Linked DNA regions of Homo sapiens: region 1 is linked to region 2. Evidence: chromatin contacts called from ENCODE Hi-C or POLR2A ChIA-PET data. All regions are on one chromosome and are shown on one strand. Each heading gives the region's core, a stretch centred on a gene start or an enhancer-like site at or near the end of the contact. The rest is flanking DNA. Distances are from core to core; before and after follow the strand shown. Region 1 overlaps SLC1A7 (solute carrier family 1 member 7). Region 2 holds the start of SCP2 (sterol carrier protein 2).

The links. Hi-C counts contacts between places; a loop is a spot of excess contacts on that map. ChIA-PET counts read pairs that join two places held with the same protein, here RNA polymerase II (POLR2A).
Region 1: a loop to region 2 is called in a map of PC-3, with 2.8 times the contacts of the local background. The contact joins the enhancer-like site here to the promoter of SCP2 in region 2. A Hi-C loop is called at or near these places in 1 of 168 maps with a recorded cell type or tissue (PC-3). POLR2A ChIA-PET finds 5 or more read pairs at or near these places in 1 of 52 experiments (Panc1).

The regions. Positions count from the first base shown.
Region 1 is chr1:53,109,178-53,111,877 of GRCh38, reverse strand. All of the region lies in intron 3 of SLC1A7 (solute carrier family 1 member 7), which reads left to right. Among named protein-coding and RNA genes, the nearest start is that of SLC1A7, 32 kb to the left of the region's middle. RefSeq lists an enhancer at 35-759 and a silencer at 1,127-1,421. Within about 2 kb of position 1,262, at least 9 of the 41 ENCODE cell types and tissues checked have a DNase peak (open chromatin) inside an H3K27ac peak, as active enhancers do; they include PC-3, where a contact is called at or near this core.
Region 2 is chr1:52,925,941-52,928,640 of GRCh38, reverse strand. SCP2 (sterol carrier protein 2) reads right to left here and starts at 1,365. Exons shown (of 16, transcript NM_002979.5): 1 at 1,176-1,365. The coding sequence starts at 1,244. RefSeq lists enhancers at 943-1,032, 1,043-1,102, 755-1,270 and a silencer at 1,323-1,602.

The DNA of each region.
Region 1 (2,700 bases), core at 13-2,512, 180 kb before region 2:
GAGATCCAGGCAGGGTCTGTTCTGTGTTTGCTTACTTGGCTGGCAAGACTTCATCCAATACCAGGGCTTTGAACACCTTCTGGACTCTGGCACTTCCGAATTTAGTCTCCAGCCTGGAAAACTCTCACCTGAGTTCCAGATTCTCACATAAAGTGTCTAGAGGTATCTCAAAATTAACAGGCCCAAGCTCAACTCTTGATTTCTCCATAAATCTGCCCTTTTCTCGCCCTGCCCATCTTGGTCTGACATCTCTCATTCTCTCATACCCTGCAGCCAGTTCCTCAGCAAATTCTGTGAGCTCTACCTTGAAAACCAAATCCCAAGCCATGGCCCTTCCACCTCCCCTGCCACTCCCGCCATTGCCGCCCACTCCAGTGTCTGGCCTGGCCTCCGCTTCCTCTCTGCTTCCTGTCCTCTGTTCTCAGCACTGCAGCCAGAGGCATCCTTTTCAAAACCTGCTCTCAACCCAGCACATGGCAACAAAGTCGTAGCCTGCACCGCAGCTTACAGGCACTTGCTGACACACATCAGACTCTGACCTCCGCCCCAACTCTCCCTTTCCCTGCCCTGGCTCCAGCCCCACCCGCCTCGTTGTCCTTCCTGTCTGGGTGTCATTGCCTCCTCTCTGGGTGGCCCTCCCTGCAGAAAGCATGCAGCTCCTTCCCTCACTCCATTTACATCTCTCCTGGGTGTCGCCTCTCCTGAGACCTCCCAGGCTCTGCCTCTCTGTTGTCTTCTCTTGAGTCACTTCTCCTCATAGCCTTTCTTACTACCCAACATGATCATATCTACGTGTTTCTTTTCCTCCCACATCCACTGGAATGTAATATGCCCTGTGAAGCCTGGCTCTTTAACCTCCGTTCCCTGCTGTATCCTGGAGCCTAGGACAGCACCTGGCACCGAGTGGGTGCGCAGAGTTTGCTGAATGCACACGTGGGGTTTAAGGTCATCAGTGGCATTGGGGTCTGATCCCCAGGAGGAACTGGAATGGTCCAGGGAGAATGTGCCCAGCAAGCAGGTGCAGAGGCCTAGGACGGGCCTTGGCTCACGGCCGCACTGTGGGCTTTGCACAGCAAACAGAGCAGGGGCAAGCAGAGAGGCAGGAGGAGAACTAGGAGAGTGAACATCCTAAAGACGAGGAAAGAGGAACTTCAAGAAACCTCATTTGTAAGATCTGTTATTTCTAGGATCTGGTAACTGTGATTCATGGTTTCTTGGGTCTTATGATTCAGAACGGCTTCTCCACATGGTGGAAGGAGGTATCGGTGCTGCCTCCTTCACCACTGCCTGCCCTTACTCAGGGGCTGCGGGGCTCCAGATCAGAAACACGTGCCACAGTCAAATGTTCCAGAGTGTTTCCTGCTCTTGGGTTGCTTTTCACGTGGTGAAAACTGATCCTGCTGCTTAGAGCCGCACCCCCCACGCCCCAGCCCTACCCCACCCGCTCTCAACCCAGAGGCAAGTTGTTCTGCAAAGCTGGGTGTTGGGCCTCGCTCTCACCGTTTCTTGGTCAGAGAGCGGGGCTACAGGGAGAGAACACAGGCGTCCTGGGACAGGAAACCAGAACCTAGGAGACCTGTGGCCTCATCTCCACTCTGATAATAATAAGTTACTGTGTGGCCCTGGGCAGGCCAGTTCCCCTCTCCAGGCCTCAGTTTCCCCAGTGATTTTCAAGATCCCGTCTAGCTCTGTGGTTCTGAAACACAAAGGCCTATGAGCCAGTGAGGAGGCTGCAGGGCATGAACCAAAGCTTCTGGAGGTGGGTTCTGGGAGATGAGGTTGGGAGGGCTGGGCAGAGCCCAACCTTGAAGACAGGAGGCCCAGGTTGAGGGGCTGGCTGTTAGGCTTTGGGAATGGGAAGCTGGTGGGTTTGGGAAGGATGGATTAGAGCAGGGTGGAGTGGACAGAAGGTGAGCAGAGGCATGGATGGGGTGCCCTGGGAGGAGCACAGTCACTTCCTTTCCATTCAGCTCCGCTGTATTCAGCTGCTGCTCTGGGTGAAGACATTGTGCTGGGAGCTGGGAAGCAAGTACAAATGCCCCTCACGCCCCCACCCCAGGGCTGCCCACCATCTTAGGACAGACGGACAAGTGGGTGCACTGACAGCCACTCCTGATGCTCTGAGAGGCTGTGAAGGAGATGGGGACACTGGCAGTGAGGGACCAGGGGCCTCCTGACCCTTGCCCTGGCCCAGAACAGGTGCCTACCAGGTGCTGAAGACTGAACAAAAACACTGATGACCAGGAAGAGAACTGAGAACCAGGGCAAGTGGGACAAATGGAAAGTGGGAGCCCACTGCGTGGGGACATAAGGCACACCACAGGGGCAAAGATCTGCATCCTTGTCTCAAAGATGACTCCAGAGGAACACAACAGGCCATGTCCCTGGATGACCCTCCAAGACAGGAATTCATTTTCCAGGGCTCCGGGGGGCCGCTCCAGAAGGCTGGCGCCTGCTCACAGTGCAGCACGCAAAACAGAAACCCAAGCAGAGCACTAATCAGGTCTGGCCCCTTCTCTTTTTTTTCGAATCTTATTAAAACACCACAGAGATTAAGTAATGACTGGGCTCTATTTATAGCTCCCAACTACCCTCTCAGGGATTGGAGGAAGCTTCCAGGAGCTGTGCTTGGGAAGGAACAATTCCCACCTTTAGGGCTTGGTTTGGGGACATGTTATTAGGGGTGGGTTTGGAAGCATC
Region 2 (2,700 bases), core at 116-2,615:
CCCGACTAATTTTCGTATTTTTAGTAGAGACGGGGTTTCACCATGTTGGCCAGGCTGGTCTCGAACTCTTGACCTCAGGTGATCCACCCGCCTTGGCCTCCCAAAGTGCTGGGATTACAGGCGTGAGCCACCGGCCCCGGCCTATTTACATGTTGGACTGAATTAGGTACGCTCAGCCCACTGGTAAAATAATAAACATTTTAGGGCTGTTTTCTCAGAAATAGAACTCTCCCTAGGAACTCTTTCACAAAGCATATCCATTTAGTATTGTTCAACTAACATTCACTGAGGGTCTTCAAGCATCAGGAACGTTCAGGGCGAGGGGCACAGCAGTGAATAAGCCAGGTACCCAGTCTAGAGGAGCTGCCATGCTAAGAGGGCGCGCAGACGCCTATGAGCTTTAGTACTGCCCGGTACTGCCGAGCACAGTAAGTGCAGGACAGAGGTAAGCACAGTGCAAGGCTCTAGGGGAAAGTCAGGAGGATCCGAGGCGTCCTGGAGAAGATCCGATCTGAACGGATCCTTTCAGGATGCACAAAAGTTAACAGGTGAAGATACACGGTACAAACAGAACAGAAGCAAAGCAACAGAGGCATCAGACAACTGCGTCCGGGGAGAAACGAAAGGCAGTTTGGCATTAAGGAGCATGCGGGCGATGAGGGGAAAACGGCCGTGGGAGCCTGCGGCGTCCGGGTCCCAAGCAGTCACTGGAGGGACAGAGGGAGGCCGGAATCTGCCACTCGGGCCGAGGCGCTGGGCATCAGGAGCGTTTCTCCTCGCCATCCACATCTGGAGCTGTCTCTGTGAGGGCTCCTGTGGGGGCTGTTCCTGGGAGGGCCGAGCAGGCGGCATTCGCGACCTGCCTCCCTCCGGGGCAAGCCAGCCCACACACCTCGGGACTCCGCTCAGAATCTAAAGAGGTGAGATCCTTGGATTATCTCGGGGCTGCTTCATGAACTCTGACCAGAAGAAAAGGGAAGGAGGAAGCAGAAGGCCGCAGGAACCAGCCCGAGACGCTATGACCCCAGAGATTCCGCAGAGTACAAGCCACCAAGTCGCCACGCCGATGACCCACGCGCGGAGCAGTCGAAGCTAGGAGACCGGAGGGACAGAGAAACCCAGGCACCGACCGCCCCCGAGCCTCAGAGGGCCAGCAGGGCCGCTGCTCGGTTTACCTTGGTCATGCCAACCCCCACCACGAACACCCGGCGCAGGGTCGCAGGCTCCCACGGGGAAGAGGACATGGCTGCACCAGTGCGGGACCGGGGCGGGCGCCGCGGACGACTGCCGGCACTGACAGGCGGAGACTGCACCAGAGCTCCCTGAAGCCCGAAGCCAGGGCCGCGGGCGGCAACACAGGCGCGTGAGAGTGCGCGTGCGTAGGGGCAGGAGGAGGGGGCGGGGTGGGGCGCGTCCTGTGGGGCGGGGAGCGTTCTCTAGCCCTTAGGCAGCCGAATCCCTAATTTGCGGACTTGGGCATGGGACTGAGTCAACCTGTCCCCATCTCTGATCCTGTGCTTAGGTTCTGTACGGTGAGCGGGAGTAGGCTTGCAGTGGGGCCTAAGACTGAGAGGAGGGGTTGGCCGGAAAGCGGACTCATGAAAGGTGACCCTGAGGAGAGCCGTTGGGGTTCGTGTTGGAATTGGCCTGTGTCCTGTTAGCGGTGGCAGTTGAGAGTGAATTCATGAATTTAAACTCACAGGACACCAAGAAAGCGGGGATGGGCAGGATCTCACACATGGATACAATGTCTAAATCAAAAAACCCAGGCTCCGTCACCAGCTGCGTGACCTTTTTAATCTTGTGAACAAAAGTTCTCCGAAAAGGAATTTGGAAGACAGAGACTTTATTCCAGCAAACCGGGGAGAAACAGCCTTCCATGTTTATTGGAGACCGGAGTCTCGCTCTGTCGCCCAGGCTGGAGTGCAATGCCGCGAACTCGGCTCACTGCAGCCTCCGCCTCCCAGGTTCAAGCAATCCTCCTGCCTCAGCCTCCCGAGTATCTGGGATTACAGGCGCGCGCCACCACGCCCCGCTAATTTTTGTATTTTTAGTAGAGATGGGGTTTCGCCATGTTGGCCAGGCTGGTCTGGAACTCCTGACCTTAGGTGATCTACCCACCTTGGCCTCCCAAAGTGCTGGGATTACAGGCGTGAGCCACCGCGCCCGGCTCCCCGGTTTATTTTATCTTATGTAAAAATGCAGATTCATTGAGCTAGATGAATGCATAAGTGACTATTTCTCTACCCCCCTCACATGTGAAGGTTGATCAAAGACTCAGAAGAATGCAACCGTTTGCCTCTTATCTACCCACATCTTTTTAAAATTTATTCATCTTTCCCCAATATCTGCCCCTTCCCCTATAAAAACTGAAGCCCTCAAAATCATCTTTGGAGAAAGGCACGGACCTGTCTCCAAAGATGATGCACGTCCTTAAACTTGGCAAAATTAACTTCTAAATTAATTGAGATCCGTTTCATATACTTTTCGGTTTGCAGTATCAGCATTTAGAAAGGCTCTCCTAGAAGATTCTAAGGATTGCTTCTTGGCCATTTGGCTAAGATCAAGTTTAGGAGATTCTAAGAAGCCCCCTCTGTGCTAAGTAAAGAACTACTGAGCTAGGACTAGACCAACTTAGTAAAATTGCTGCGCTCAGTGATGCACGCCTCCCATCTGCTCAGGAGGCTTCGGCAGAAAGAT